2 separate regions of the Homo sapiens genome follow, and region 1 is linked to region 2. A link is a loop called in an ENCODE intact Hi-C map of the cell type or tissue named here. Cell type or tissue: gastrocnemius medialis. All regions are shown on one strand. Each heading gives the region's core, and the rest is flanking DNA. Links, peaks and the distances in the headings are about the cores only. Region 1 overlaps ALPK2 (alpha kinase 2). Region 2 holds the start of ALPK2 (alpha kinase 2).

Region 1 (9,377 bases), core at 719-8,718, 50 kb after region 2:
GGAGTCTTGCCATGTTTCCCAGGCAGGTCTTGAACTCATAGGCTCAACTGATTCTCCCACTTCAGCCTCCTGAAGTGCTGGGATTACAGGTGTGAGCCACTGTGCTCAGCTTGTAGTGCTTTTTTATGCTGTCAGTGCTTAATGGAGGCCAAATCTCCAAGAATTAATTGAAAAGGTTCATGAAGAAGACAGTGTTGTAAACCAAAAATTAAATTCTAAGCTGCACCACTGCCCCCACACCCCTTGGCCAAGGGGATCCCTAAGAAACCTAAAAAACTAGTTCAGGCCATGACAGGAAGGGTGTTGGACGCGCCTCATTATACCCTCCTCTCTTTGTAGTTTAGGCATAACTGACCACCACTGACATTAAAATAGAGATCATAAGACTCACAGCAGACTCTGTAGCAGGAAGATACCCAACTCCAACCTGATTCTGGTATAGCATCACATCACAAAGAGCAGGTCCTAAAGAAAATCAGAGTATTTGACTCTAAAAATATATTTCTTTGATATATTTTTAAATGGCCCTGCAAAGCCATACTCTTGTGGGAGGAAATCTGCATTCTGTAGTGATTCTCCTTCCCTTTCCAGGTCTTTTCCCGATTCAGGAGAGAATCTGACACCTTCTAAGGTCCAGAGAGGACATTTACCATTTATTCCCTCTGAAGCCTGCTACTTAGGGGCTGCCTCTACATACAAGAACCTTGGCTTCCACAACCCACTTATCTTAACTCAACAATTTCTTTCTGCTGGCTTCAACTCTTTAGGGAAAGCTTAACTCTTCTGACCAATTACCAATCAGAAAATCTTGGAATCTACCTATGACCTATAATCTTGCCCCCACCCCCCACTTCAAAATGTCCCATCTTTCTGGGCTGAATCAACGTACACCTTATACGTATTGATTTATGCTTTGCCTGTAACTTCTGTCTCCCTAAAATGTATAAAACCAAACTGTAAAACTGACTACCTCGGGCACTTGTTCTCAGGACCCCTTGAGGATGTGCCCCAGCCATGGTCACTCATATTTGGCTCAAAGTAAATCTCTTTAAATATTTCACAGTTTTTTTTTTTTTTCGCCAACAATCTGGATGACATGAAACTGCAGCAATAGACATTTTTCTTCATCTGAGAAGAGTCCGCTTGAATGGCGGAGCCCTAAGCCTGATTGACAGTGATGAGGATGAGGCTGTCTCCAAGGGTAGGCCAAGGACAATTTGCATCAGAATGGCTTTGAGATCTTTAAAAGCAGATTCTCAGGCCCTTGACCTAGGGATTCTGATTCAAGAATTTTAAACAGAGTTCTCTGATGATTCTTCTGCATGATTCTTCAGCACCAGAGATATCTTTGTCTCGGTACTGCCCCCTTCTTGAAGAATTCGTCTGGTATAACATTTCTTCTTTGCAAAGTCAGAATAACTTAGTGAAATAGACAGGAGCGCAGGTATTGTTTTCTCCAGAAAGTTGCCTTAAATTTTATTCTATGTGTGCTCTTGGCCAAGGCAAAGCCCAGTATCAGCCATGGGTCAAGCTTGGCCAATCTCAGCCGCTCCTGAATGGCTTCTACCCAAGAGCCAGATTGCCAACTCAACAAGACATTATTGAAATTGGGATTAGATGTCTTTGCCTTCTGAAAATGAGACATATGTGAGCTGGGACTCAACACTTGAGGGTTTATGAGGACATATAGGATTGTGGAGGCAAGGGGTCCCTTCAGTGGGGAAGAGAAAGGATGACCATATTATATCTGTGTCTCACACTGACCCTTCCTGGGTTAGATATTTGTGTGTATTTCACACAAAGAACAGTGAATAAAGACCTAAGCATTGCCTCTCAGACCAAGCCAGACCCACAGCTCCTGCCTTCTAAAAATGATTGTTGACTTCTGGGCTGGCTGATACTTATAGTGAGGTCAGCAATATTACAATTACAATGCGGTCAAATGAGATTAATAAGGGTGCAACATACAAAACACAGGTAACAAGTTTTTACTGGGATTGCAGTGTCTGGAGAAGAGTTCCAGTGGGAAAGGACCCAGTAAAGTATGTCAGGCTGCAGGCTCCTTGTGATGCTGAACAATGATGGGAGGAGCCACAGGAGCAGCGTCCATCCTGAACTGAGAGAGCAGGCTTCGTTCCATCCAGCATTCTGTTCCTCCCCTGCTGGGCCAAAGCTGAAAACCTGGCTTGATCTATGTGAGTCAGAATGGCCTGTGGACATGGGTTTCCAGCCAGTGGAGCTCACGGGCTGTGGTTTAGACTTTTAGTCACATTCAATTAAAAAGGAAACAGCACTGTCCTTCATATACGTAGTCCTATCATGGTATTATCTTTACGGCCTCTAGCAAGAATGACACCCTCTTAGCAAGGTCTTCAAAAGATTTGAGGGTTCTCTATGCCATTCCAGTACATGAAGAATTGTATTTTACTTATTTGTGTACAATGTCTCACTCTAGAAAAATGCTTTTTCAAATTCCCGTAACATAAAAATGATGTAAAAGGCAAGAAGAAAAAATTAGAATATAAAACATTTTCCCCATTCATCTAAGTAATTCTCAGCATTTTATTCTTTTTTTTTTTTTAAAGTGAAAACAAGTTTATTAAGAAAGTGAAGGAATAAAAGAATGGCTGCTCCATAGGCAGAGCAGCCTTGAGGGCTGCTGGTTGCTCATTTTTATGATTGTTTCTTGATGATATGCTAAATAAGGGGTGGAATTATTCATGAGTTTTCCAAGAAAGGGGTGGGCAATTCTTGGAACTGAGGGTTTCTCCCCCTCTTAGACCATATAAGGTAATGTCCTGACCCTGCCATGGCATTTGTAAACTGTCATGGTGCAATCCTCAGCATTTTCCATTTGAGGCAGCGTTGAGGAAAGTTTCAAGGGAGGATGCTGATTGCCTAGGATTCTCAGCACTAGGGGCACCGGAGCCCAGAGGTCAGTTGCCTTTGGCCACAAACTCTTTTCCAGGGAGATCACAGATCTCCTTGAACATGCAGTAAAATGATGGTCATTTTCTCTGTGTGCCATGGTGTGAAAATGTTGGCATGCATGTCCAAATGTGGCAAACTTATCTATATATTCTCTTCATCCTAGCTGTACCAAAAATGATGCTGCTGTCTATCAAATCTCGGCTAAAAACTCTTTTGGAATGATCTGTTGTTCTGCTTCCGTTGAGGTTGAGTGCTCATCAGAGAACCCACAATTGTCTCCTAACCTGGAAGATGACAGGGACAGGGGTTGGAAACATGAAACAGGGACACATGAAGAAGAAAGGGCAAATCAGATTGATGAGAAGGAACATCCTTATAAGGAAGAAGAAAGCATCTCCCCGGGCACTCCCAGGTCAGCTGACTCCTCCCCCTCCAAATCCAACCATTCACTCTCCCTCCAGTCATTGGGCAATCTTGACATTAGTGTGTCCAGTTCTGAAAATCCTTTGGGTGTTAAAGGAACAAGGCACACTGGAGAGGCTTATGATCCAAGTAACACAGAAGAAATTGCAAATGGGTTGCTTTTTCTTAATTCAAGTCATATTTATGAAAAACAAGACAGATGTTGCCACAAGACAGTGCATTCCATGGCATCAAAGTTCACGGATGGTGACCTGAACAATGATGGTCCTCATGATGAAGGCTTACGCTCTAGTCAGCAAAATCCCAAAGTACAGAAATACATTAGCTTCAGCCTCCCGCTATCTGAGGCAACTGCACACATTTACCCAGGTGACAGTGCCGTGGCCAACAAACAACCCAGCCCACAGCTTTCCAGTGAAGACTCTGACAGTGACTATGAACTTTGCCCAGAGATAACCCTAACCTACACCGAGGAGTTTTCAGATGATGACCTGGAGTATCTGGAATGTTCTGATGTTATGACGGATTACTCTAATGCAGTTTGGCAAAGGAACCTGCTGGGGACTGAGCATGTTTTTTTATTAGAAAGCGATGACGAAGAGATGGAATTCGGTGAGCATTGCCTGGGTGGGTGTGAGCATTTCCTCAGTGGAATGGGTTGTGGGTCTCGGGTGTCGGGTGACGCTGGGCCTATGGTTGCCACTGCTGGCTTCTGTGGTCATCACTCACAACCCCAAGAAGTTGGGGTGAGGAGCAGCAGAGTCTCCAAGCACGGTCCCTCATCCCCACAAACAGGGATGACTCTCATTTTGGGACCTCACCAGGATGGAACGTCTTCAGTGACAGAACAGGGGAGATATAAACTCCCCACTGCTCCCGAGGCTGCTGAAAATGATTATCCAGGAATTCAAGGAGAAACCAGAGACAGCCACCAAGCAAGAGAGGAATTTGCCAGTGACAATCTGCTCAACATGGATGAATCAGTAAGAGAGACAGAGATGAAGCTCTTGTCTGGTGAGTCAGAAAACTCAGGGATGAGCCAGTGTTGGGAGACGGCAGCTGACAAGAGAGTGGGGGGAAAGGACTTATGGAGCAAGAGGGGTTCAAGGAAATCTGCCAGGGTGAGGCAGCCGGGAATGAAGGGAAATCCCAAGAAGCCGAATGCCAACCTGAGAGAAAGTACAACAGAAGGTACCCTTCATCTCTGCTCTGCCAAAGAATCTGCTGAGCCCCCACTAACCCAGAGTGATAAAAGAGAGACTTCTCACACCACAGCAGCAGCGACTGGTCGGAGTTCCCATGCTGATGCAAGAGAATGTGCTATTTCAACCCAGGCAGAGCAAGAAGCAAAAACCCTTCAAACTTCAACAGACTCAGTCTCCAAAGAAGGCAACACAAATTGCAAGGGAGAAGGCATGCAAGTTAATACTCTATTTGAAACAAGCCAGGTTCCAGACTGGAGTGATCCTCCTCAGGTAAGACTTTTCTTTTAAAGAAATTACGAGATAAAAAGAACCGTGTGTGTGTGTGTGTGTGTGTGTGTGTGTGTGTGTGTCTCTTCCTTTACTTCACATTCACAATTGCTATACCATAATGTAAATCAAAATAAGTTTCCCAACACCATCAGGGTACTTGTGCATGACAGCTGCTGCTGCTCGGAAGGAAATCTGGTTTTGAAAAAAAGGCCCAGATAAACCCTAAGCCATCCTAATTATAGCAAAAGACTGATAGAAGTTAAGAGGCACTAATGGGATTCTGGACAGCTGGAAAAAGAAATCTGATATTTTGTCTGCTGCATGTGTTTTACCAGGCAATGCCACTATTCAGAAAGTTTCTCAAGCAAATGTTTTGGGTGTAGCCTTTAAAGGAAGAAGGGGGAAAAAAACATTGTTTTTAGTCATTTGCAGGGAAGTGCTTTGAAAATGATAGGTCTTGGCTTTAATCAGAATTTGTGGTATGAATGAAAGACTTCAGTGTGTCTGAAAGACTTGTAGACTTCACTTTTTTTGTGATGCTAGGGAAAGCAGGCAGATTAACTGTTGCCTCACTGGTGGGATGTTTTTGATTGGATGTTTGTCTTATTTTGTTTAAAACAGAGTATAAAAGAGGCTAAGAGAAAAAAAGCTGCCAAGAAATAAATTTGTTTTCCCTTATTACTGATTTGGGAGTGTAAAGAGATGGAATTAAATTTATAGGAATAATCAATGCACAAAAGATGTTGTGCTTGATACATAACTTATATTTTTAATGATATTTTCAGTTTCAAAGGGTCCCAAATGAGCTTTGGACTTACGCTGTAATATGGGCAAGATTTGAGTTTTGTAAATAAATACCTAAGAAAACTTATTTGTCTGTTATTTTTACTATACTTTGTATTCCCCTTTTTCCCAATTTTGTACTAGAAAACTAGTATTATTTTTATAGAAGACTAGATACACTCCAAAGATAAAATATTCCCAATGCAAAGTGACTTAACTCTGTGAAAATATTAAAAATTGACACATGAATTTCTATAGACCCAGTCATAAAAAAGCCAATCTAAAAATCTCCAGATTTTAGGTAACTGTTGATTGAGCAAATTGTTCTGTTCTGCTGGCCAAACTGGCCAGGTAAAAGCCACATTTATATTTTACTTTTCACAGGAGAACCAGATTCTCCTATCCAGTTATTTAACACATGTCTCTTAGCAGCTCACACACCAATGACCACAGTTTCATGCCCAAGATAAGCTTAGGGAGGTGCTTTGACCATATGTTAATACAAAATAAAGTGACAATGTTAATTTTTTCATGTTGATAAACATGGCATTTCCTTTTCTAGTCATAAAATGCTCTTCCGTGCTCAGCTAAGTGCTTTTTTTACAGTCATTTATCCACTCAAAGTGTTTCACTGGACAAATTACTTTATTATTGAAGGTGGGGGAAGGTGATAAAGTAGCTCAAAAGAAGTGGAAGGGAAGGGGGCTATTTACCTATTTACTGACGATATTGGTTTTAGATCCACCATTGTGGAAGGCAATTGCTGTCTCATCCATCTGCCCCAAATTTCAAAGAGCTGGAGGGAAGAGCCCCCTCTGTCATCCTCAGCTTGTGACCTAAACTGAATTCTGAGATCGAGAGCCCTGGCTCACTTGTTTACTAGCAAGTCAGTCAAGTAAAATGGGCCATTTCTGGGACCCAGGTCATCTATCTCATGTACTCTATGGAAGGTCTCGCTTACACACTCACACACACATTCATCACTATATACCCACTCCACCAGGTATCAGCTGAAGGTCCAACCTGTGCGCTGTGGTGTGACTAAGGCAATTACCTCAGAACCGTGAACACTGTTGTTCAGAAAGCAAACCGAAGGGCTTGCATTTTCTGCAAGTGGAGAGACCTTTTCTCACTTTGCTGTGGTCAGTAGCAGAGCTGACCTCTCACTCAAGGGATAACCAGAAATGTGAATGGAAGCTGTACATTTAAGAGCAGTTCCGTGCAGCCTGGAGTTAGAAATACGATCTTTCTATCTGTGGTGTTTATTTTCCTTTGAGTAAAGCAGGAAAATTTTGCCACAGGGACTGGCATATTTGAGATTCTTTTACCCACGCAAAAAGTTTCTATTTAGTTGTAGGAGATACCTGTATTTTCTACACACGTATACAATGTAGCCAAATTTACAGCAAGTGGCTAACTATCATCACAGATATGACACAGAAGCACTGGGGGTCACTGGGAATTAAATTCAACTTTTAAAAATAATACTGTTCACAAAAAGATAGGTGACTCTCTCCATAACAAATTCAAAAGACATTTTAAATATTTATTCTCAGACATTTGAGGTTTATGGGGACCTAAAAATTTGAAATGGTTAAAATCCTGGGTTGGTAGTCATAGCAATAAATTTGCCCACTCTTTTTCCTTTTATCTTTTTTGAGACAGAGTCTTGCTATTGTTGCCTGGGCTGGAGCAATGGTACGATCTCGGCTCACTGCAACCTCCGCCTCTCAGATTCAAGAGATTCTCCTGCCTCAGCCTCCTGAGTAGCTGAGATTACAGGCACCCGCCACCACACCTGGCTAATTTTCATATTTTTAGTAGAGACAGGGTTTCACCATATTGATCAGGCTGGTCTCGAACTCCTGACCTCAGGTGATCCACCCACCTCAGCCTCCCAAAGTGCTGGGATTACAGGCATGAGCCACCACGCTCGGTCAAATTTGCCCATTCTTGAGTCTTGCCTGATTCACTTACCTTTAGGTGCCTTTTTGCAGAAACAGTGACCAGCAGTTTACTTCCTAGTATTTTCTCTTCATCTGCATACCGTTTTTAGCATGCTGAGAAAAACTCCATCTCTCTAATGTTCTAAGAACAAGGCCATATTGTAGACTATCTCCTGCCTAAACATGCATCTCTAGGTATGTTCACTTCCTGTCTCCCTTTCTCTCTTTTAGAATGCAAGGCCATCTTGCTGTTGTCTTGAAATAGTACCTACCCAGGCTAATATTGGAAAGCCCCCAGTTTCTCTATATTTATGGAAGATTATAAAGTTAATCCCAGTTTGGGAGTGGAAAACAGAGAGGGTACCCCAGGCTAACTTGAATCATCTTCAAGGGTCACACTGCCAACTCTTCACCTTGGTTTTGAGCTCACTTTCCTCATCCAACTCAGAGGCAAGGCCTGACAGCCTGCCCATCTTAAGTTTCTCGGCAGCCACACTAGGGTAAGATCATCCTCACCCTTAAATCAGAAGTGCTGCGTCTGTGCTCCTGCACAGCTGCCCAGGTTCGCCCCAGAGGGAGTTGCATTTCTGTATGGGGTCATGGGATCACAAGTGTACAGTAAGGAAATGTGTTCTTGGGCTCTGGTAATTAAGAATCTTCCTGATCAGGAATCAGCACTAAGCACAGAATTGAGCTCCGTGATGGAAGGGAATTTGTTCAGTGTATTCTGTTCGCTGATATAACCCAAGTCCCTAGAGTAGTGCCTGCCGTGTAATAGACAATCAATTATTGACTGGATAAGTAGCCATACAATACTAGAGTAAATGCCAAGTATAGTTAGGTGTGATTTTCTTTCTTCTTCTTCTTTTTTTTTTTTTGAAACGAGGTTTCACTCTTGTTGCCCAGGCCAATGGTGTGATCTCGGCCCACCGCAACCTCTGCCCCCCAGGTTCAAGTGATTCTCCTGCCTCAGCCTCCTGATTAGCTGGGATGACAGACATGGGCCACCATGCCTGGCTAATTTTGTATTCTTAGTAGACATGGGGTTTCTCCATGTTGATCAGGCTGGTCTCAAACTCCCGACCTCAGGTGATCCACCTGCCTCGGCCTCCCAAAGTGCTGGGATTACAGGCGTGAGCCACCATGCCCAGCCAGTTAGGTGTGATTCTAATGATCGTTGGTCTCCACCACTTTATGGCCTTTATTTTCCTGAGCACATTCTTTGGTTGCCTTCACATAAAAGATGCTGAGGCCAACTCTCTGCTAATAGGACGTGCTTCCTATTAGTTACTCTTTTGGCTCTGGGAATGGGTTGGTTTGTTTCAAACCAGCAGTCCCCAAACATTTTGGCACCAGGGACTGGTTTTGCGGAAGACAATTTTTCCACAGCCGGAACGGGGCGGGGATGGTTTCAGGATGAAACTGTTCCACTTCAGATCATCAGGCATTAGATTCTCGTAAGGACTGTGCAACCTAGATCCCTTGTATGCACCATTCACAACTGGGTTCATGTCCTGCCACCCACCTCCTGCTGCGTGGCCCAGTTCCTAACAGGAGACAGACAGTTACCGGTCCATGGCCTGGGGCTGGGGGTTGGGGACCCCTGTTCTAAACCATCCAAATCTTTTTTTTTTTTTTTTTTTTTTGAGATGGAGTCTCACTCTGTTGCCCAGACTGGCATGATCTTGGCTCACTGCAACCTCCGCCTCCTGGGTTCAAGCGGTTCTCCTGCCTCAGCCTCCTGAGTAGCTGGGATTACAGGTGCGCCCCACCACACCCGGCTGATTTTTGTTTTTTTTTTTTTAGTAGAGACAGGGTT
Region 2 (9,377 bases), core at 1,031-9,030:
TGCAATGCATTTTTGTGGTTGTTCTAAAACTGAAACTGAAGCACTAGAATAAACCATGACAAACTTTTATCTTGGAAACTTGGGTACTTTTTGTTCAGGTACTTAGATTCTCATATTTTGTTACATTGAATTTTGAGCTGGTTTTGCTATTTTGGTTTTACATAGCTCAAATACAGTCCTTCAGGAACATGATGGATAAAATACTTCTGTGTCTGTGAACCTAACTACCACTTATAATTTTGCTACTCTGGGGGAAAATGAATTCCAGGTTCCGAACAACACTCATATGCTTGAAAGATCCCTCTCAGATATATCAATTCTGATAAAATTGCATTTTTATTGTTGTTTTGCAATTTTTTTTTTGAGACAGGGTCCCACTCTGTTGTCCAGGCTGGAAGGCAATGGCACAATCATGGCACACTGTAGCCTCGACCTTCTAGGCTCAAAAGTCCTCCCACTTCGGCCTCCTGCGTAGATAGGACCACAGGTGCACACTACCACACCCGGCTACTTTTATGATGTTTTGTAGAGACAAGGTCTCACTATGTTACCCAGGCTGGTCTCAAAGTCCTGAATCCAAGCAATCCTCCTGCCTCAGCCTCCCAAAGTATTGGGATTACAGGCATGAGCCAGCATGCCTGGCCTGTTTTGCAAATATTTTTAAATTCCGTCTTCTCATTAAGAATATTATAGAAAGATGTTACCCGGGATGAAAAACATCATGAGAGAACAGAGTTTCATTTACATTCATATTTCTTTTGCCACTGCACTTAAGGGGAGAAAATGCCTGTTTAGTTGACCTACCCGAGTGACTGGCAGCTATTTTAAATAGATGAACTGGGCTGGGCACAGTGGCTCACGTGTGTAATCCCAGCACTTTGGGAGGCCGAGGCAGGTGGATCACCTGAGGTCAGGAGTTTGAGACCAGCCTGACCAACATGGTGAAACCCCGTCTCTACTAAATACAAAAAAGTAGCTGGGCGTGGTGGTGCATGCCTGTAATCCCAGCTACTTGGGAGGCTAAGGCAGGATAATTGCTTGAACCCAGGAGGCAGAGGTTGCAATAAGCCGAGATTGCACCATTGCACTCCAGCCTGGGCAACAAGAGCGAAAACTCCGTCTAAAAAATAAAATAAAATAAAATAACTGAATGAAGGTTGCAAATGCATGATTCAGGTCACATCTGCTAAGGGGAATCCCTGGACCCTGGATAGGGATGAATTGTTGGGGAGGGAGGTTCTCAGTGCTCCAGAGAGCTCCCCAAACACTGACAGTTCTCACTGCAGCAGGAGTGACCTGCTCAGTTCCAGCCTGGCCCGAGGACCCTGGCAGAGTCCCTGATCTGCCACGTGATTGGTACTAAGCCTCCGCCAAGAATATGCTTTACTGGCAAAGACTGTGCCATCAGCCTTGCCACTAGTGTTCAAGGGCCTTCCATGCCAGGAAGAAGAAAATGAGCAGATAAACCTCTCACGTACCAATCCCAGTCCACGTTATAGGAGCACAGAGCAGCATAAGAGCCTAATGAATTTGCTTTAATTGTTCAGATTAGTTGGGAACTGATTTGATCCCAGTCTCCAGCAGACCTAGGGTGGTCGGTGAACCAAGTGGCGCTCATTCATTCAAGAAACCGAGAAAATAACAGTTGGAACTTGGGAAAGCTGAAAAGGCCTTTCAGAGAGAGAGAATAAACATCTGATACAAAAATACATTTCCAACTCCATTCCTTAGAAGGAAAATCTTCCTAAAATTAAGTTTTAAGAAAATTCTTCCTATAGTTTCAGAAAAATAGAGATTAAACACAATTTCTTATACTCTACATTACTTTACTTGGAATAATGCTAAACATTTTTATGTCTTTACTTTTAATCTCAAACTCACGTGTTTTTTTCAATTGAGGTATTTTACTGAATTATTAAACATCACACATAGGTCTGGGGAATCATCTGGCATCTTGTTTGTGTAGCTGGACAACTCTTAGATCTTATTTATCAGGCTGCTGAACCGTTCCTTGTTCAGAGATACAGATACCCTCCAAACATTTTCTGATTTTTTTTTTTTGAGGTAAGATCTCACTCTGTCACCCAGGCTGGAGTGCAGTGGGCATGAATACGGCTCACTGCAGCCTCAGCTTCCTGGGTTCAAGCCATCCTCCCACCTCAGCCTCTCAAGTAGCTGGGGCTACAGGCACACGCCACCACACCTGGCTAATTTTTGTATTTTTTTTGTAGATGGGGTTTCACCATATTGCCCAGGTTGGTCTTAAACTCTTGAGCTCAAAGGATTCACCCGTCTCAGCCTCCCAAAGTGCTGGGATTACAGGCATGAGCCCCTGCTCTTTGCCAATATCCTTGTTTTTAACTGTTGTGGCTTGCTGAATTAAAGCAGCTGAATTTGAAACAAGTTCAATATCATTTCCTTCAAGAACTAACTCGTCTTTCTGGGCTTGAGATACTGAATGAGCAACACCTGGCCTCATCCAAACCCTGCAGATTTATTTTTCACCCAAGAAATTTCAGATTTCAACAAAAGACTCCTGGCTAACAATGTTGATGGGGAAGTGCGCATGCACAGCTCTCGTCTTACAACAGAAGCCCCGTGCAGCACCCTGGATCATGTTCTGTTTGTGACTACAAATAGTGCCAATGGTATCCAGGTCCTTTCTATTTCCCCACACTTTGTCAACCTGGAGCCTCTTCTTTTCCTTTCTAAGGAGACTGAATTCTCCACTGATGTAAGTGAAGTCCCTCCACAGGGTTCCTCTGGGGCCCTTCACAATAACTGTGTCCCTTCGGAGTGATGTTGACATCTTTGGGAATGTCAAGAGTCTGATTGCGAAGAATGGTCTTCAATCTTGCAGTAGATGTGATAAAGAGAGTCATGTATTTTTTGATGCTATTAGCAGGGCACAGATACATGCCTTTCTTTTTCTCTTCAACGTCTTACTTCTTCCATCCCTCCTTTGATATTCACAGAAAATTCAGAACTAGTGTCCTGGTCTAATTTGAGGTTTTTTTTTTTTTTTTGAGATGGAGTCTTGCTCTGTCCCTCAGGCTGGAGTACAGTGGAGTGATATTGGCTCACTGCAACCTCCACCTCCTGGGTTCACACAATTCTCCTGCCTCAACCTCCTGAGTAGCTGGGATTACAGGCGTGAGCCATGACACCCAGCTATTTTTTATATTTTAGTAGAGACGGGGGGTTTCACCATGTTGGCCAGGCTGATCTTGAACTCCGGACCTCAAGTGATCCACCTGCCTCGGCCTCCCAAAGTGCAGGGATTACAGGCCTAATTTGAGTTTAATTCCAAGATTTCTGTTTCTGATTTTCTTTCATGCTTCCTCCCCGACACCTAAGATTAAAACATAAATTCTGTGGCTGTAAATTCATGAGATGAATAAAACAAATACAGTTAAATCCATTATATGTATGTATGTACGTGTGTGTATATATATGCATGTATGTGTGTATGCATGCATGTATATGTGTGTATGTGTGTGTGTGTGTGTGTGTGTGTATCTATATATGCACATATATAAACCTTCTGCTCTTTACATTTATTTTGCTAGGAGATGAATGTTGGGAGTTGAGGGAATTGGTTTTTCAAATTATTTCAGAGGAACAAAATTAAGTTTCATAGTGAATTTCAACTTTTCCATTTAATAACTCCCAGGCAACACTTCTTTCACAACCATATCACATTTATCTATTGCTTTGGGACATTCCTTCACTTTTGACTTTATTCTCTCTGTGGTGTGCGACAGCATTTGTTTATTCTTTATCATCACACTTTCCTCCTCTCTTCATTCCCAACTTGAAGTTATCTCCTCTTTCTTATCTGGAAAAGACCTTACATTGTGAAGACCTCAGCTTTCCATAAAGCCGACCATTTGCAAAGAGTTGGTAATTTCTGTGTTCTGTGGCATTTCACAGATGTGTTCCCCAGGAGATAGTCATTATTTTACAGTGCCTCAGCTTTAATATCTTTTTTCTCACATGAAGATAAAACTGAAAAACAGAACATATCACCCCTACATTTCTTAATATTTTATCGTTTTAGATGAGTTTTCATCTTGTGAAAAGTTGCATTCCATCAAGGGATAATGATGTACATTCTGTGCTGTGTAAAAACAATTTGCTTTTGAGGATTGCAGTGCCCTACACAGAGTGAATATTTACAGCTATGTCCCTTTCAAAGTCACCCCTGGAGCTGCTAATTTGAGCTGTCTCCACGAGTCTCAAAAGAGGTTTCTGTCTAAGCTGTCAATTTCCAGGTGTCATACATTAAAATATTTTTGGGGAGAGGCTAAGTAGTTACAGAATGATGCTAAAGGATTCTCTATGTTTTTGGACTTGGATAAACTTCAATAAAAGAATTGCCCATATTACAAAATCTACTTTCCCAACAAGAACCATTCCAGGCAATCTGAAGGAATAGGACCTGTGGTATTTCTTCTGTGGATTTCTTCTGATCTTTGTCTGTTCTCTTCTATCGTAGTCAAAATAGGAAGGGGTGTGTGTGTGTGTGTGTGTGTGTGTGTGTGTGAGAGAGAGAGAGAGAGAGACAGACAGACAGACAAGGGGTAAGGGGGGGTAAGCAGGGTGAGGAGGGTGGATCCTGCCTTCCTTCTGTGGCTTCTGCCTTTCTCAGAGAACTTCAGAGGATGGCTATAATGCCTGTTCTAAATGAACAACATATGACACATATTTTCACCTCCCCAACACCCCCTCCACGGGTTTCCTATGTGTACTTCAAATGCCTGATAACCTTGGTATGAGAACTGGTTGTGTTACTCCGGCCTTAATCCCTTTATCAGGCAGCAAGTTTTTCCTTTCCTAAGGAGCGAGCAACTAAGCCCAGGGTCCAGCATGGGCTTTGTAAAGAGCTGCTCGGTCTCCTGAGCAGCAGCCAGTGACAGCTCGTCTGGGTTTCATCAGCTCCCTGGGGCTGCATTTCACCAGGCCCCCTTGCCAGGGCCTCCCCAGCGTGTCGTGTCAACAAGTGTCGCACCTACTGCAGAAACAGCCCTCAAGTTTCATCACAGGGATGCTAAAATATATTCTCCAGCTTCAGCAATGACCTAGTTCACTGAAGGGCGGGGAAAAAATGCTCTTCTTCCAGAACTTCCCCGGGCATGGAATTTCCCCTCTTAGGAAGAGATGAACTTTCTGGAAGCAGACCCATCTATGCTTTGACCTGATCATGGAAGACCCTGAGCCCTATAAACTCCTTTGAATCCCTGTCCCGGGAACAGGGACACCCAATCAATGCCTCACACACAGCCTGGGGAATCCACAGCTGAGCCAGCCCTCCTACAACATTTCTTGGACAAAGAGTACTGAAAAGTAAGTATGTAGACTTTGGTTTTTACATAAGGAATGGCTGTGCTTTCAATATATAGTTGTTTACATTTTCTGCAACAAAGAACAAAGCAGATGGTTTCCTGATGAAATAGAATGAGATGAAACCAATAGGGATTATATGGGATATTTGGGCATATAAGGTTTTAAAGTGGGCAAACTCTCATGGTCTTGTAATTTAAGTCCATTTTGACCCTTTTTGAAAATTATTGCTATTTTTAAATTTGCTTATTTTGGCTTGACAATAATGAATGAAAACAGTTTCTTTCACATCATGTCTATCTTAACAGTTAGAAAAAATATACAGAATGACTCAAACGAGTGATATGTAAAGTTTTGCAAAGCAACATAAAAAGTCAACTATCCAGGTAACTCAGGCCCCAGAGACTTTTGTCTGAAATATTTGAGTATTTTAGTCAAGAGTTATTCCTTTTACTGTGAATTAACTGAATGATTGAAAATCTCTCCTATCTGGGTAGACACAGGAGTATATTGTCTGACAACAGGTAATGCAATTTGCTGAAAAGCTATCAGGCTTTTCAAAATGGCTGATGTAAACATTTATCGAGTTGTTAAATAGATTTAAAAAAAAATTTAAGGCAAAAAGTCAGCCAAAAAAAAATCCATCAATTAAATGCCACCACTGTCACATTACAATTTAATGAACACATCTAAACTTTAAAAGCCTTGATTAAGGGTGTCAGTTACAGACATTTGGCAATCATTTAAAAATAGATAAAAGCAAGAACGGCATTTAGAGCTGCTTCTGCTCTAATTATTTTCTTTCCACAACCTTTTCCTTAAGTAAAGGTAGCCTTTATTTCTAAAGATTAATTAACCAGGAATGGTCATTCCAGAGATATGTGATATGTTTTATAACTCTATATCAACTAAGGACAAATTGAAGGGGTTTTTTGCTGTGTGGCTTCTGAATTGAAACCAAGGATGTTGTGGGTTACCTTCCGAATCAACAACTTCACAAATCCTGTATTAAAAAGCATGGATGGCCAATAACCATGTTCAGATCTTGGAAATCAGGACTTAAAACAAACTAAATGAACTTTAGCTCCCAAATATACATTGTCCTTTTTTTGTTTTGTTTTGTTTGTTTGTTTTTTGTTTTTAGATAGAGTTTTGCTCTTGTTGCCCAGGCTGGAGTACAATGTCTCAGTCTCAGCTCACTGCAACCTCCGCCCCCTGGGTTCAAGCGATTCTCCTGCCTCAGCCTCCCAAAGTAGGTGGCATTACGGGTGCCTGCCACCATGCCCAGCTAATTTTTTTTGTATTTTTAGTTGAGATGGGGTTTCACCATGTTGGCCAGGCTGGTCTTGAACTCCTGACCTCAGGTGATCCACCCGCCTCGGCCTCCCAAAGTCTTGGGATTACAGGCGTGAGCCACCGCGCCTGGCCTACATTGTCTTTTTGATGTTTTTACCAAACATTTAATCATAATTTTGGGAAGCTTTTAGGTAGGGCAGAGTTCCTATTGTCATTACCTACAAAGTTTTTTTCTCCTCCAGTTTCATGAGTTTTTAACAGCCTCCTGAACACTTGTGTGTAGGTATCAGCCCCTGTGATGCGATGCAGTTGAGTTAGTATCTTACTCTGGATGGAGGTGGGAGAAGCAGGGGAGGTCCTGAGAAAGGCTTTGGAGTCAGATTTGGAATCGACTCCTAATTTTAGCATAACTTTTCAACCTGTTTGAACCCCAGTTTACTCATCTGTAAAATCTTAACAGTATTCACTTTAACAGGATTGATGGGGGATTAGATGAATAAATATACCTAAAGTATGTGTCGAATCATAGTTTCTCAATGAAAGTTAGTTTTTCACCTTAATTAAAAGCTTCTGTCTTTTTTTTTTTTGCTAAAACTTTAGAATACTACCATAAAATAAACTATATAAAGTAATAGAAACTATACATTATCTGCATCAGTGCAATACAACATAACACAATTAGATTCTTTGAGAAAAATTCTGTACTTGGAAACAATGTGTTTGAAAATTAAAAAAAGATATTTTAGAATGTATCTATGATAAATAAGAAAAAATTTTTTTTTACTAAAAATAGTTGATGGATAATTGATGCTTATTATCTAAAAGCAGAAGTAGAGATTTATCAACATCCTCTGGGAATGCTTTTTAATACATATCATTACCATATTTAAATATGAGTGTTTGGGAATCCATAGTAATGAAAGGCCTGTGATCATGATGAAAACTATGAAAATGAAGGCACACGCCCAGCCTTTCCTCAAAGATTATAGTCGAGTCTTGCATTGAGAGAGGTGGGGGCGGGAGTGGAGGTGAAAACTCTTTGAAGTGGACTAGCCTTTGGAGGAGCAGAGCAGGGGCAGTAGCTTTGGGCCAACTCAGAAGAAGTGTAGTTTCCAGGATAGGGATCGCACCGTGGGCTAGAATTGCGCGGGGTCAGTGATAAAAGTACACAATGAATAGGGAGAAAGGCCAGGCAGGGATGGGAGGGAGCAGACGAGATTCACAAGCGGGCTTGTGGGCTAGCTCCCAAGAACTTTATCAGACATCTTTCTTGTTGCCCCTTGTTTTTACTGAGATACCCCACAGCTCTTTCCCAGGCCCATTGGAGTACCTCGATACATTCTTCGCTTCGGTTACAGACAGGTTCACAAGGAACCCAGGATACGTTACTCTGGGTTGAATGCTGCCAAAAAGAAAAACTGAAAATGCAAACATGTAAAGCAACTTGGGAGAACGTAATCACGTCATCTTAGGGTTGGCGAAAACGAAAGAATAAACACCTGACCTACATCAAATAAAACATTTAAACATGTTTCAAGCCCTTATTGGGATTTCCGCCTATGCACACCCACCTGGCATGGGCCAAATAGACAAAACTGATCAGGAGACTTCAGACATCAGCTCGAAGAGACAGGCAGCAAGTTGAAGAGAAGCTCAATTCCGAGAGTTCAGTTCTGGTTACACTGCACCCTCCCTCTCAAGGGCCAGCCCTTCCACTGCAATCCTCATGTCCTGGCTGCACAGCCCACCTTGATTTTCACTTGATTTTCAATCCTGCTCTTAGATAACCAGGCCCCTGCTCTTAAACACGCTCATTTGCTCCTCAACCCCTAGTTTAAGACCTTCCTGAGTCCAGCGGTTCTTAAACTTTCAAGTGCAACAGAATCTAAAGAGCTTGTTAAAATAAAGGTTCCTGGGCTCCATCCCCAGAGTTTCTGATTCTGAAGTTTCCAAGAATTTGCATTTCTTCCTTGTTCCCAGGTGATGCTGATGGCGTGGCCCAGGGGCCACTCTGAGAACCACTGCTGTAGCCATTTCTTCGGCCTGCAGTTCCTGAAGAAAACCTATTTGTGCTTATTCTTTTCAACCACCAAACTTTCCTTACTTCTCAGGGGGTGCCAGAGACACAGATACAGTGTGCCAGTGCTGTAAACATAAAAGGTTAACCCATCAGGTGCCCTGCAGGCAAGCAGTTTACAGTCTAGCTGCTGGGGGTGACACTGAGTGTGGGGACAATATGCTGAGGCTAATGGTCTCTAGTTTTTAGGGGGCTTTTTTTTTTTTTCAGCTGAGGGTATCAGGGAAGCCTTCAAAGAGAAACCAGCATTTGAGCTAGGGGTTTGAAAACCTGGCGGGGTTTCTGAACAGATTGAGATGGAAAGTGGTCCTTCTATGTAAAGGAAATCCAGAAAAGCAAACTAAAAACATGGAGGGCAGAAAGAGAAAGAATGAATATGGAAATCAGAAATTAGTGTGGTTGGGCTACGCTTTTCACACTTCTCCTCCCCCGCCTTCTTGATGATGAAAGAATTGTCAAGAGTTAGATGGTTTTGATTAAATCATTTAATCTTCAATCCATTACTTCTGTCGGTAACTTGATTGTAACTTGATGTCCAACATAGAGATCTGGAATGGAGAGCCAAATGATAGGAATTTCAGGCACTGTGGGCCAATGAGGAGAGGGTATGCCTTCTAGAAGCAACAAAGAAATCAACTTGGCTGGGCTTGGTGGCTCATGC

What was found. A loop is a pair of places that touch in the nucleus more often than their neighbours do. Peaks named below come from ENCODE experiments on the same cell type or tissue, not always from the same donor. Only the 100,000 strongest peaks of a DNase experiment are listed, where the experiment ranks them.
Region 1: a loop joins it to region 2, with 3 times the contacts of the local background. A loop is called at or near these places in 8 of 110 quality-filtered maps.

The regions. Positions count from the first base shown.
Region 1 is chr18:58,574,266-58,583,642 of GRCh38, reverse strand. It overlaps ALPK2 (alpha kinase 2), which reads left to right. Exons shown (of 13, transcript NM_052947.4): 4 at 3,095-4,829. Among named protein-coding and RNA genes, the nearest start is that of SNORA108, 22 kb to the left of the region's middle. RefSeq lists enhancers at 1,512-2,012, 3,549-4,096. In gastrocnemius medialis, for the core only: no CTCF peak of the experiment used is centred there; DNase peaks (open chromatin) are centred at 2,122, 3,729, 4,392 and 4,620; H3K27ac peaks cover 7,769 bases.
Region 2 is chr18:58,624,733-58,634,109 of GRCh38, reverse strand. It overlaps ALPK2 (alpha kinase 2), which reads left to right and starts at 5,019. Exons shown (of 13, transcript NM_052947.4): 1 at 5,019-5,346. It also overlaps the pseudogene RPL9P31. RefSeq lists an enhancer at 4,460-5,002. In gastrocnemius medialis, for the core only: no CTCF peak of the experiment used is centred there; DNase peaks (open chromatin) are centred at 1,359, 2,599, 4,959 and 5,208; H3K4me3 peaks cover 1,959 bases; H3K27ac peaks cover 8,000 bases.